2 separate regions of the Homo sapiens genome follow, and region 1 is linked to region 2. Evidence: chromatin contacts called from ENCODE Hi-C or POLR2A ChIA-PET data. All regions are on one chromosome and are shown on one strand. The core of a region is the stretch at or near the end of the contact, and the rest is flanking DNA. Distances in the headings are between cores, read along the strand shown. Region 1 overlaps PLEKHG1 (pleckstrin homology and RhoGEF domain containing G1). Region 2 overlaps PLEKHG1 (pleckstrin homology and RhoGEF domain containing G1).

The links. A loop is a pair of places that touch in the nucleus more often than their neighbours do. ChIA-PET counts read pairs that join two places held with the same protein, here RNA polymerase II (POLR2A). Pooled maps may share reads with other maps.
Region 1: a pooled map shows a loop between it and region 2 (2.7-fold over the local background). The contact joins two enhancer-like sites. A Hi-C loop is called at or near these places in 2 of 50 pooled maps. POLR2A ChIA-PET finds 5 or more read pairs at or near these places in 4 of 52 experiments (OCI-LY7, activated B cell and activated CD4-positive, alpha-beta T cell).

Annotation. Positions count from the first base shown.
Region 1 is chr6:150,636,689-150,643,150 of GRCh38, reverse strand. All of the region lies in intron 1 of PLEKHG1 (pleckstrin homology and RhoGEF domain containing G1), which reads right to left. Among named protein-coding and RNA genes, the nearest start is that of PLEKHG1, 40 kb to the right of the region's middle. RefSeq lists an enhancer at 6,038-6,257. Within about 2 kb of position 1,635, at least 7 of the 41 ENCODE cell types and tissues checked have a DNase peak (open chromatin) inside an H3K27ac peak, as active enhancers do; they include OCI-LY7, where a contact is called at or near this core.
Region 2 is chr6:150,762,789-150,769,977 of GRCh38, reverse strand. It overlaps PLEKHG1 (pleckstrin homology and RhoGEF domain containing G1), which reads right to left. Exons shown (of 17, transcript NM_001029884.3): 4 at 1,240-1,340. Among named protein-coding and RNA genes, the nearest start is that of MTHFD1L, 99 kb to the left of the region's middle. Within about 2 kb of position 4,562, at least 4 of the 41 ENCODE cell types and tissues checked have a DNase peak (open chromatin) inside an H3K27ac peak, as active enhancers do; they include OCI-LY7, where a contact is called at or near this core.

The sequences.
Region 1 (6,462 bases), core at 386-2,885, 120 kb after region 2:
ATACTTAATTAGAGATGAGGCATTCCAGTAGGTGACCTCTTCCTCATATTCCTTGGTATGTCTCTCTGTTTTTCATACTTACAGCAAAGACGGCCTCTTAATAAAGAAAAGCTGGCCAAAGAACTGGGGATTCCGTCACTATTTTCCTTAAGTTTTTAAAGTTGGAGGGGATGCTGGGCAAAAATGCAAAAAGTAGGGAATGTTTCTTCAATGAATGAGCTTCACTTAAGTACCGCTACTATTACAGGTGCTGTTATAGGCACTGGGGTTACATAGAAAAATACTGAACCACTGCCTAAGACATCAGGTTCTTGAAGGGTTACATACCAGGAGACAAACTGGATAGCAGCTATATTACAAGTGCTGTAATACAGTTATCAATGCTTTTAGTTGAGCAACCTGTGCTACTCCTAAAATGCCTTGAATGCATCCAACATTTGAGCACCAACAGCATACCAGTGCAGGTGCTAAGGATGCAGCCATGATTGGGACAGATTCAGTCCTTACCATCACAGGACCTTTAGCCAGTGGGATGGCTGGCACAGCATTAAAGACAATGCCCAAAGGCAACTGTAGTTATACAGTAAACTTTTAAAAGCATAACAAAATACAACTTTAATATTAAAATCTTGGTCTTGGCAGCATTCCAGTGGAGGAAAATTATGGGTAAAACAAGATTTTCCAGAGATACTCAAGTCCAGGCATAAATAAGGAAAAGGAAGGTGATTATGAAAGTTAGCAAGGTTTTGGCAGATTCTACACGTAATAAAATGGAGGAAGCCACAGAAACTGAGCAACATTTTCTAAGCAGAAAAATTTTATAAGCACCACCTTTTATAGAGTTCAAGAGCTTCTTTCAATCTAGGTCAATAACTTCAAGCAATTCAGAATGTGTTAACAAGCAGTGAAAATGAATGTTAATTAAAATAATAAAATTCCCTCAAATGAACAGAATTCAGCTGGCTGTGGTTTCCAAAGTTGTACTATCTCATAAGTCAAATAGATTTAATAAGGGGAAACAGGACATTAGGTTTCTTGTGCCACTTATTTAATAAACTAATATTTTAGGAGATAACTTTAAAATCTGAATTTGTATTCACCCATTTATTTAATGGTGAAGCACAGTTTTTTTTTACCCAGGCTTCTGTAAAAATATACTTTATTCGGGAAATGTGTTACATCACTTGAAAAAAAAAAGGGTTACTTACATCACTTGAAAATATTCTATTTAGAAAGGTAATTTCCTTTTGCTTTTTTTTTTTTTTTTTTTTTTTGCCTTTTCACATCAGTCAAGTAAAACAGGCTTTGACATATTGGTTTTTTAAAAAGAGAACTTCCAAATATATCACAGAGTTTTTATTTAACATCTATCCTGAGGCTATTTCAGATGAGCTTTCAGTTTCAGGGGAGGGAAAAAGGAAACATGGATACGAAGGGCTGGCTTCCAATAAAACGTTTTACACTTACTACCAAACAGTGATTTATTCATCCACACGTTCCACAGCACCACAGCCACCAGCACTTCCTGGAAATCTTTGGTTTTGCTAACATGGACCATTTTTACTTCTAAAAAAAGGGGAACTGTTCATATTGAATATTGTAGCCCATGAGGAAAGTAAGAGAGACAACTGACATATGCAGAAACACCTTGCCATTTTCAATCCGGACTTGAGAAAACTTTTACTTTCACTAAACCTTCATTAGCATATCTAACATGTGCTTACACGGTTATTTTGCTGATCTTAAAATGGTTCAAAACTGAATATGATTACCATTTCAAAAATCTTTCATAGAGTCTGAACTTCACAGATCATCTCTTTTGCACAATATTTTTGCTTTCCTTCACAGAAACCATCAGGGTTTTCGTCAATCTATCTTGCCAGTTTAGACTATATTAAACTTGTTTATTTTAGAATAATTTTATTTAGAATATAGATATGTATGGTTTCTAGTTTCTAACTCCATGAACAGAGTAATATTTCTCCAGATTCTGTTTATGTGCATGTTCAGCCAAGATATCTTCACTACATAAAACGTAAAAGAGCCTCTAATAGTGGGGGCATTTGGCTGTGTGTGGAGTTAAGCCCAGATCAAAGGGCAGGACACTTGTAGTGCACAGATAAGCTAGAGCATTCTCTAGCCACAAGTTTTTCACTATGAAACTGACATTTAGTGCCCACTAAACAACTGACATATAGTACTCCTGCCATAAAATTAGTTAGATTTGCACTTTCTGATCTAAATATTCAGCAACTATAGGTATTTCTTTAACATCTGTCCCCAATATTAGACCACAGGAGACCCCATTTCTCTGTGTACCACAGCATGCCCGATGCCCAGCACATGGCAGATGCTCACAAATAATTGTTAAATGAATAACCAAGCAGAATGTGCTCACTGGATTTAGTGGCATGAGGTCAGTGAGAGCAGTTTTGGGAAATTGTAAGGGCTAAAGTGGAAACAGTTCAGGGCGACGAGTGAAACACCATGTATCTTACACAAGGCCTGAGAGGAGGGAAGTAGAAAGAGCTAGCGTGGTGTGGGTATTCCAAGCAGGGTTTTGCGTGGGAGAGTCCGGATGATATATAAATGGTGACAAGATAGATCTTTTAGAGAGGAAGGGGTAGAAAATACTGAAAAAGGAAGAGTAAGCCAAAGCATCCCTGAAAATACAGGAAGAATGAGGACCCAGGGACCAGTGTTAATTAAGATGGGGACACGTTTGCTGTTATGACAAAGGCAGGAACATGATGGTTCTTGGTAGATGTGGTGGCAGGCCATGGCCCTGTGTGTTCTCAAGTGATTTCTATTTGCTCGGAGAAGTAAAAGTCAAGATCATCTTCTGAAAAAGTTGGGCAAGCCTGCGCATTTGGGAAGAGTTGGGAAAATTATAATTAAGTCATTTAGGAGAGTCAGTCATGAGCTGACTAGAAAAAAAATAGAAAGTCTGTCAATATCACATTCTGCACCATCAACAATCAGGTGATCGGTCCTACTGGCGGGACGCCGGCCTGGGCATGTGCTTAGCAGACAGCAGGTAGGGCCAGATGGGTAACCCTACAGGGAAAGCAGTGGCTTTGGAATCGAAAGATTTGGGCCCAAGGCCAAGATCTGCTATTAAGGAGCTGTCCGACTTGGAGGAGTCATTTCACTTCTTTAGGCCTTAGGGTTTTTCCATTTACAAAATGACAGAGTTGCGTAGAAACCTCCGAGGTCCCTTCTAGCCCTAAAAGGACTCTTTATAAAATAACCAGCAAATTAGTCTAATGGCAGCATCATTGATACAGAATAAAAGTTCAGAATTGAACAGGAACCATAATTCCTGCCTGGTCCATGGCTCCATTGCTTTCCGACATGCATTACACAAGACCTCCCCTCTGGTCTGCCTCCCAGTCTACTTGCACCCTGACAGCTACACGATAAACATGATCATATGGAGTTCTTTGCTTCAATCCTTCCCATGGTCCCCATCACTATGTAGATGAGCCCAGACTCTTCAGGCCAGCCCAGGAAGCTCTTGGTCATCGGTTCCCACTCACCTGCCTGCTTCATTGTCTCATTGAAATACTAACTGCAAAATTGTTTTTCAAAATAAAAAAAAAAAAGGATAGGAACAGATTTGTTAAAGGACATAAAATTACAGCTAGACAGGATGAATAAATTCTAGTGTTCTAGATCACCAGAGGATGACTGTAATTAACAATAATACGTAGTTCCAAATAGCTAGAAGGATACTGAATATTCCAAACACAAAAAAATGATAAATGTTGCAGATGATGAACATCATTATGTATTCCATGAATATGTTCATTGTCAATTTCTTAAAAATTAAAAAAGAAAAATAGAGAAATATATAGCATTTTTAAAAATTAATGCATTAATAAGGGTTATTTGAATCCCTTAAACATACCCATCCTCTATTCTAGTGGCATATATATTGTCTTGCTATTTTAAGACAGTTCAATTTTAAAACACTGTACTCAGAGATTGGGGCCAAGCGGTTCTCAGCAGCAACAGTGAAAATTTTGTGGCTGGGTTAAAATATACTAAAGTGAATTCTTTTCACTTTCTAAGGTGAGTACAATATAAGTTAAAGCCTTCCCAAAAGAAATGGGCTTTCCAGAGGAAGTGAAGACAGAATATAAATAACATTCCCCACTCATTAAAAGAATGGTATTCAATGATGTTTACACATGTGGTTATCACTCTTTAAACTTAAGTCTAAATATACTTTTAAAGCTGTAGGTAAAGTAGTAATTTACTGAAGCCAAACCACAAAGAAATTTCAGGAATGCATCCAGGTTATATAATTCTATTCCCTGCTATATAAAGAGAATTCTAATAGCTTCTATTTTGGTCATCTATTCACCAGTTTTGACTTAGAACTGATTTTTGGAACATAAAATAATTTGAGAAATTAAGTTTCAGTTTAATTAAGTTTTTAGGTAAGAGGCAGAAATGTAAGCTCCCCACCACTGAACAGCAATTGTTACACAAGGGGTACCTGGCAAGGGGGCTTCTACCTGCCCCCAGAACTCTCCATCCTCTCCCTCTCATGTTTGGGAATTTTCTTGTCCTCTTGACACCTTTATTTACCTTCATTTCAGAAATTCTACACTAGCAGGAGTGACCCTGGCAAGAGAGGGAGGGGCAATGAGAAGAAAGGTTCAAGCAAGGGTCAATGAATGTTAGGAAAAAATCAGCTTCTGGCTGAGTGGTAGGGGGAGGGGTGGTGTTCCAGAACCTTCTGTGTACTTGAGGTGGAAGGAGGGCAATTGGACTAGCTTTTACAGAAGACTTGGGAGATGGAAGGAAACACATTAAAAAACGACATGAGAGCACAGGAGGTAGGAAAGACTAAATTATTCCAGGGAGCCATAAGACACCTAACTTAGCCGGAGCTGCGGCCTTGGTGGAAAACAGAAATACATTCTATCTAAAATTTAATAAATTCAGTATGTGCTTCTGATGCTGGAAAATAAAAATTCTAAGCAATCCAAGAAGATCATCTTTGAAGAACAATACCTTCTTAAGGGCCAGGGCAATATCCATAGATATTCACTCTCCTTTCCTGGAAAGAATAACAAGAATGAGAAAGCGCTCAGATTTTAAACAAGTAAGTGCCAAAATATAAATCTAATGGACTAAATGATAGCATTTATATGGCTAAGCCCTCATTCAGTAGGCTGGAAAATTTAAGCCAAGGAAATCTCTAATACATACAATAAAAAACAAAGAGAAGGAAAATAATAAAGAATCGCTTTCAAGAGGCCTAAAATCCACCTACTCGATTTCTAGGTGAAGATACATTAATATTAGTGGGGAGAAAATATCCTAAGCTAGAGAAGACTTCAGATAGTAAAGCTCAAAAATAAAAGGACCGATGACAAAAAGATAGTGGTGAAATTTTAGAACTAAGGATAAAGCAAAAAGTCCTATATGGTTCAAAGAGGTAAAAAGACACACACACACTCACACACACAATCAACTATGTCGTAAGTCTAACATCAGACTTATTGGCTACACTAGATTGTAGGTATCAGAGGTGCAATGCCTTCAAAGTTCAGAAACAATAATTTTGAATCTAGACTGAAATAATCAAGTGTGAAAGCAAAATCAGACATTTTCAAACATGCAATAACAGTGCTTACCATCTATGCATATTATACATCAAAAGTTACTCAAAGGGAGGAGCCTACCAAATGAAAAAAGGAATCTAAGGAAGAGGATGACATGAAATTAAAAAAGTAAAAAAAAAAACCCAAAAACAAACAAACAAACAAAAAACAGTAAAAGCTAAATATAACCCCAAAGCAGAGAAATGTCTATAAAGAAGTGAAGCTACTGGGAAAATCTCCTTCAAGTGGCAAAATTTCATGACCCACGATGGGAGTTCTTTCTCTATGGATCTAATTCTATTACTCGGCTCCGCAGTGAATAATATTTGCATAATGGCTTTAGGTTTTCAGAAGCCACTCAGAGACAAAACAAAAAACATATTCATAGTTTGGCTATAGAAATAAGAAATAAGTGTATTAACTGTGACACTGTAATAGGCAGAGTCTAGCTAATTGGGAGGTCATGAGTAGGGTGACAGACCCTCTTGGGACCAAGGGGGTTCCCGCATATGGGACTTTCAGAGCTAAAACTGGGAAAGTCCTGTGTAAACCAGGACTAGTTTGACATCTTAGTCATAGGGTAGAAGAAATGAATAAAGGATGCTAATGTCATTTTTCAGACCAAGGTTCAATAGATGCTTTAGAAAAGAAATAAGTTGGAGACAAGACAAATATAGCAACTGTTAGCAGTGACTGTACTTGAGGAATAAGTTTTTTATATTTGATTTCACCCTTTCCAAACTTTAGATTTTTAAAACAATACATCCACTTAGAGCACAATGGGTCAACTCTTATTCACAAGGTATCTAACTTCTAACAGAGAATATTTCAAAATGAGAACAAC
Region 2 (7,189 bases), core at 3,313-5,812:
TAGACATATAGACAATAACAAAACAGACTCCTGTCCTTGTGGAGCAAATGTTTTGTGAGTCAGGGTGGAGAGGAAAGGAACAACAGGCATAATATAAAAGTCGATCATATAGTATGTTAAAAATTGACGAGTGCCATGAGAAAAAGGAAAAGTGGAGGAGGTAAGGTATGTGTGGATACTCAGGGAGCCTCAGCGAGAAGAAGGATTTGAGTAAAGACTTGACATACAGGGGTTAGTTAGTTTCATTCCATTTAAAGATTCACTCAACACATACAGGGGGCTTTGCTGGGATGCAAACTCATGTATGTTGAACAGCAGCTTCTGTGCTGTTAACCAGTCTACGAACTTATGTTTTTCTTTTTCTTTTTTCTTTCTTTTTTTTTTTTTTTTTTTGAGATGGAGTCTTGCTCTGTCACCCTGGCTGGACAGATTGCAGTGGTGCAGTCTTGGCTCACTCAACTTCCACCTCCTGGGTTCGAGCAATTCTCCTGTCTCAGCCTCCTGGGTAGCTGGGGTTACAGGTGTGCACCACCATACCTGGCTAATTTTTGTATTTTTAGTAGAGATGGGGTTTCACCATATTGGCCAGGCTGGTCTCGAACTCCTAACCTCAAGTGATCTGTCCACCTCGGCCTACCAAAGTGCTGGGATTACAGGTGTGAGCCACCATGTCTGGCCCTAACTTTACTTTCAAGAAGTATTAATATAATAACTTATTCATTCACTCTCTGTCTTGTTTACTATTTTAATTTTCTAGCCCAGTGTCTGCTACATACTTACATTTTTAATTAAACTGATTATTTAAAATTATCAATTCAATTGAATTAATATGTTATGACTTGAAGTATGTATTGTGTGTTTACTGTGTCCAGCCCACTCCCCAGGTAGAAGAAAAGTTATAGAAAATTCAGTGTAGCTGGGGATCCTGGAGACTAAGCAAGTACATATTCTTGGATGTCATGTTCATGTCATATTGTGGAAGAAAAGATGTCATTGCCCCACCAGGGCAAATAGGTTTCTTCTCTGAGCCAGGAGGATGGAGAGAGAGAGAATATGGAATACATGTGAGACTCATAAGGAAATAAGGATACTTCCAAGCAGAAAGCTTCTTGGCACAACAGCCCACAAAAATATATGAAGCTGAGTCAGGGGTTACAGGTAAAGTTTCTTAGGCTGCATTCATTTGAGAAATTTTCATAATGCTCGTATGTGAGAACAATCTTTTGAATATTAACTTACCTATTGAAGTGGTAGATATCCTGTATGTTTCCAAAAAGGGCTGATCTTTCTTCGGTCCCCAGGGGAAGTTTTGTTTGGTCCCTGATGCAGTCAAGGTAATCCTGTGAGATCAATGAGAAGGATGCCTTAAACACTCCTGTCCTTTCCAAGTCATCTTTAATTATGCCCAGTGCATCTTTCATATCTGTTTCAAGTAATTATTTTACTAGTGTGCTCATTAACTCTGAGAGTACACAGTTGCTCTCTTATTACTGGCCCTAATACTCACCTATTTATAGAACGAAGAGTTTTAGGAAAGAGAAAGAGTGTGGTATACATTCTGTCTACTCCCTAAATATATTAGAGCTTCCCCAGATGGGGCTACAATGACCATAGTGCCAATAACGTCAGTTTTGGTATAACCACATCGTCTGCTTTTTCTTTGACTGATTTGTATGATTAAAACATACTCTAAAATTCATATAGTGAAAAACCAGAAATAAAAATTCTGAACTGACAGAATTTGTTTTAAACATAACCTTAAGTCACAAAACTATCTGTTGTTAAAACTATAGAACCAAATTCTTTTTCAAATACCAACTTATTTTTTTAAGTGAAAAAAATAAGCATATAACTTACTATGCTGTGTTAATTAGCCACAGAAAACTCTCAATTGATTTTGTATGTTTTAACATAGAAACAGCTCCCAAACAGATCTGCTGTGGATTGAGACCCATAGTGGGTTAAACTGACATAGCTTAGAAGTTATTTGAACTGTTGAGAAAGAGGAAAGCTGCTTTCTGCCCCTTGTGTGCTAAAGAGTTCATAACTGAGTGTTCCCCTTTCCCTAGCAAGACTTGAAAAAGGATTCTGTAGGAGGCAGGAAAACAATACAGAAAAAAGTGAAAACAGCTGAAATAACGTAAAATAAAAAGTAAATACAGTCCTTGCCCTAGGCTGAACAATGAAGTGTGGCTCCCTCCCAAACGTAACATGGCGATCTGCAGCATTTAGAGGAAGTAACCCTGTGAAAAGCCAAGCAGACCATGAAAATCCCAGCACCGCAGCCGCATTCCAATGTCCAACAGCAAACACTGTCGTGTTTAGATGCAGCTAGAGAAAGGAGAAGCTGAAATGTAAGATCCATTAGATAATTGTTTCTTACGCCTTTTATTAATCCACCTTCATTCTCTCATGTTCTTTAGGTTCCTCCAATGCAAAATAGGCAAGGCTTTCATCATTAACTTTCTCAAGTGGCACATTTCACAGTTTGCATCAAATTAGGTTTCGTTCTAGTGCTTTCATACTAAAATCATTGTCATGCATAAACCAATGTACATAAACCTTTTTTCAAAACAAGCTTTGTGGTAACAACTTTTCTTCTTAAGAAAGTAGTCACCTCGGTAAGAAACTAGATTCAAAAGATTTAAAAGTAGTTGGCATTAAAATCCCCAAATAGCTTGGCCTATTCTCCTTACTGTTATAAATGGAACAATCATAAGAGCTTGAGTACCTGCATAGGACAGACAGGCCCAAAAAAGGCCCAAAAAAGAAAAACAAATGGAGGCCAGAATTGAAAGAATGGTACATTTTGAACAACACATAAAACCTACACTCCCTCAAAATAAAGAAATATATTCATTGATATTTCTGTTAAATTACACATGGTCCAAAAGGATGGACTAATACTCAATGTGCAGTGAATGTCTGTATTTAATAGCAGCTTAAGACTTTGCTGGACATTTTGGAGGGCATATTGTACACAAAATTAAGAAGGTAAAACAGAAGGATGTGGATGGGCATGAGCCACACACAGCATGGCAGGATGAGGGGCGGGGCAGGGGTGGAGGGTGCAAGCCACATTCACCTGGCTGAATTCAGAGGCTCTGCAGTGGGGCTTAAAGAGAGAATGAACAATCCTTTCTCTCACTTCAAGAGCGAAGCTTGCTCATTTGCAGAAACCTGATACTAAATTCTTCATGTGAGAGAAAGGTTGAGTTAAGGGGCTTAAAGAATTTCATCTGGGGTTACAGACAAAGAACCATGGCCAGCATCCAACAACTGATGGCCCATCGCCAGCTCAAAGAGTTTCAAAAACCTCAGAGTCCATGGCAGAGAAACTAAATTTTAAAAGTTGCTTGTTTTCAGAAATTATTGAGAAAACAGATCGTGAGGAGTCCACATTTTTGTAGACCACTCTAGAAAACAGATCAAAGTTGTATGGTCATAACTTGTTCCCCCCCACTGATCATAAGTACATCTTTTAAATCTAATACTTTAACCCTAGACTAGCTCCTGAAAACTAAGGCAGCATGCCCTGCATTCACAGCTGTAATCATCTGTAGCCAAATGAGTGGTTTGAAGCTCAGTGATAATAACAGTTCATTCTGCGCCCGAAATGACAGTGTAAGGACACCAACGAAATTTATTAGAGCCTGTCATGCTGCTTATTAATTTTATTGGCTTGATGTCAGCACCTATGGTTACCCTGCTGTTAACAACTATGAAGGATCAATTTAAAACTTTTGCACTGAAAACAATTATTCTCCAAGAGGATCAAAGAATTTACCCTAGTTTGGTGAGGGAAGGAGCAGAGAGTACACACAAAAAAGGGCTTTTCACCATTTGAATGATGTTCTGTGATTTAAAATTTCTCCTATTTACTTTCTAATCAGTTTATGTCCTTAAGATCTCTACCATTATAAGATTTGCACACGAGCAGCCTCCTCTAATTAACTTTTTCATTCCTTGTAATATGTGTTATTGAAAATATCCAAGTAGATATCCAAGTAGATCTGACTTGGTCCTATTCAAAGTATGGGAAGTGGGCAGGAGCCAATTTGCAAACTGTTTGCTGCTGATCTACAAGGAGATAAGTACAGACATCAAGTAAGCATGCAGAAACTAGTTTACAGAATGATTTAATATCAATCTAATAATAAATTTGTGCTTGTACTTTGTACATCTTATTCTTCTTCTAACTTTTCTAGTATTCTTTTTTAAATTGTATTTTACAAAAGAATCGGTGTGTGATAGATGGAAAGAAAACACACACACTTGCCCCTCACCATGGATAGTTTGAGAAGCTCTGATCTACATAACCATCCAGCAGGGACATGCTATAGAAAGAAGAACTGAGACTGAAGGCAAATTCAGCGCCCTTCAGAGCTTACCTTATTTCTATGAGATGCCCGGAAATAGGTTAGTTAATAGCTCCTGCACTTCCCTTCTTCTTCTGATATCACATTAAATTTTTTTTTTTCTTTGAGACAGAGTCTCACTCTGTCACCCAAGCTGGAGTGCAGTGGCACAATCTCGGCTCACTACGACCTCCACCTCCCAAGTTCAAGCGATTCTCCTGACTCAGCCCCCTCGAGTAGCTGAGATTGCAGGCACGTGCCATCATGCCTGGGTAATTTTTGTATTTTTAGCAGAGACGGGGTTTCACCATGTTGGCTAGGCTGGTCTCAAACTCCTGACCTCAGGTGATCCACTTGCCTTGGCCTCCCAAAATGCTGGGATTACAGATGTAAGCCACTGCACCTGGCCCTGAGAAATAATCTTTTTTCATTTCTCCAATCCCTCTACCCTTTCTAGAAAGTAGTCTGTTTACCCAAAAATTTGCCTTTCAAATTTCATGTATTACGTTGGGATGCCTCTGAAACTAGAATAACTTACATGTGTATAGTAATTTACAGTTTAAAAGCACATTAACATTCATTTATACAAGCCTTCCTCCCATCTTTTTATTTTGAGGATGTAATAATGTGTGCCAAGTGCTGTTTTACAGGATAAGAATTAAAAAAAAATGCATAAAACATGATCCCTTCCCCCAGCAAGCTCCCGGTATAGTTGAAGAGCCAAGTGTAAACAAATAAATAGAATAGTGTTTTGGCAGCAAGACTGATAGAGATTCAGTTCACAAGAGAGGGCAGGAAAGGCGGAAGTGGTCCGTTCCAGGGAGGGGAGAGGCTTCACAGGGAAGGTGAGGGTGGAGCTGAATCTTGAAGGATGGAGTTTCAACACAGCGAAAGGAGGAAGAAGACAACATCTAGGAGGCCAGAAATGGGTAAACAAAGGCACAGGGTAACAAAAAGGACACTAAAAGGAGTTGAAAAGGGCTAGATTTCAGGCCAGCCAGATGTCAGGGTTGAGACCAGCTGGACAGAGCAGGGCGTGCGCCTAAACACACAGACCCTTGAGGGTGGGGCTGCACTGCTAGATGAGGCTAAATGGGGGCCGGGACAGGTCATGCAGAATCTTCCACGCTACATAGCTGGTGGTAACCACTGAAGCGTGTGGTGAGATTAAAGATGGTTCCATCATCAATAAAGAAAACAGGGCCGGGTGCAGTGGCTCATGCCTGTAATCCCAATACTTTGGGAGGCAAACACAGGTGGATCATCTAGGGTCAGGAGTTCAAGACCAGCCTGGGCAACGTGGTGAAACCCCATCTCTACTAAAAATACAAAATTTAGCGGGGCATGGTGGCAGGCACCTGTTAATCTCAGCTACTCGGGAGGCTGAGGCAGGAGAATCGCTTGAACCCGGGAGGCAAAGGTTGCAATGAGCTGAGATTGCACCACTGCACTCCAGCCTGGGCAACAAGAGCTAAACTCTGTCTTAAAAAAAAAAAGAAAAAGAAAAAGAAAATAGGAGAGAAGCTATAAAGCTGCTGGGGAGGCTGGTTAGGTGATGCATGCAGCAGACAGGTATGTGCAGACCAACTCCTAACCCTGAGTCAGGTGGAGAGGAGAGGTATTTAATGGGATGTGGAGAATAATAGAAAGCATGGAGTCCAGGGTGACAGCATGGTTGAAGTGACTGATCAGCCATGTGGGCTTTCAGTGGAAGGAAGTCTGGGGCTCCTCTCTCTTCGTCACTTCCCACCTTAAGGAGGAAGCTGCTGTTTCACCAGCTCCCAGGAAGGATGCTTTCTCATCCACTGTGGCATGAGTGAGTTAAAGTCAATGAGTACATGGGGACCCATCTGTCTCCTCTTCCTTTTGGCTGTAGCATGGAGACAGCTGGGCTGCTCCCTCTGCAGAGAAGGACCCATTGGCTTCTCTCCTCTGATTTTCCTTCCTAGGTGGCTGGTGAGGTAAAACCAAGCCAGGGCCAGCTCTAGCAGGCCCCATCTGCAGAGGCCTGGGCAGGGCTGTTCTGAGGTTTGGTACCCCCTGGACTGGACTTCTTCAAGCCAAGATGAAAGGTTGAAAGGCATCTCTGGGGGTTTGTGGTGACAGGAGACAGGCCTACTTTTGGCCTAGTTAATCCAGATCGTAGATTTCCATGTGCTCAGGCTGGCTCATTTTGTTCTTGCTAGGGCCCAAGCTCTAAGAAAAAACATGGGTTTGATTTTCCAGCCATTGTCCTTTGCACAAAGAGTGCCCTTACAGAACATTGTGACTGATAAGATATTGGTTAAGGCCCGGGCACGGTGGCTCACACCTGTAATCCCCACACTTTGGGAGGCTGAGGCAGGTGGATCACCTGAAGTCAGGAGTTCCAGAACAGCCTGGCCCAGCATGGTGAAACTCCATCTCTACTAAAAATACAAAAATATTAGCCAAGTGTGGTGGTGGGCAGCTGTAATCCCAGCTACTTGGGAGGCTGAGGCAGGGGAATTGCTTGAACCTGGGATGCGGAGGTTGCAGTGAGTTGAGATTGTGCCATTGCACTCCAGCCTGGGCAACAAGAACAAAACTCCGTCTCAAAAAAAAAAAAAAAAAAAAGAAGCTTTATCCCTCCTGTTGGTGCTCAAAGGAGAATGAGGGAGAACATGTAAAAGAAGTTCAGAGTTTGACCATTTAAGTGCTACAAGAATTATTTACAAAGTACTGTGAGAGTACAGAAGAACACACTGCAAATGAAAGAAGCCCTTTATCTTTCTTCCAAATAAGCCACTGAACAGGGTATAATAAAATGTCCTGCTGTAGCCTATAGATAAAAGTATCAGAAGTCCAATCTT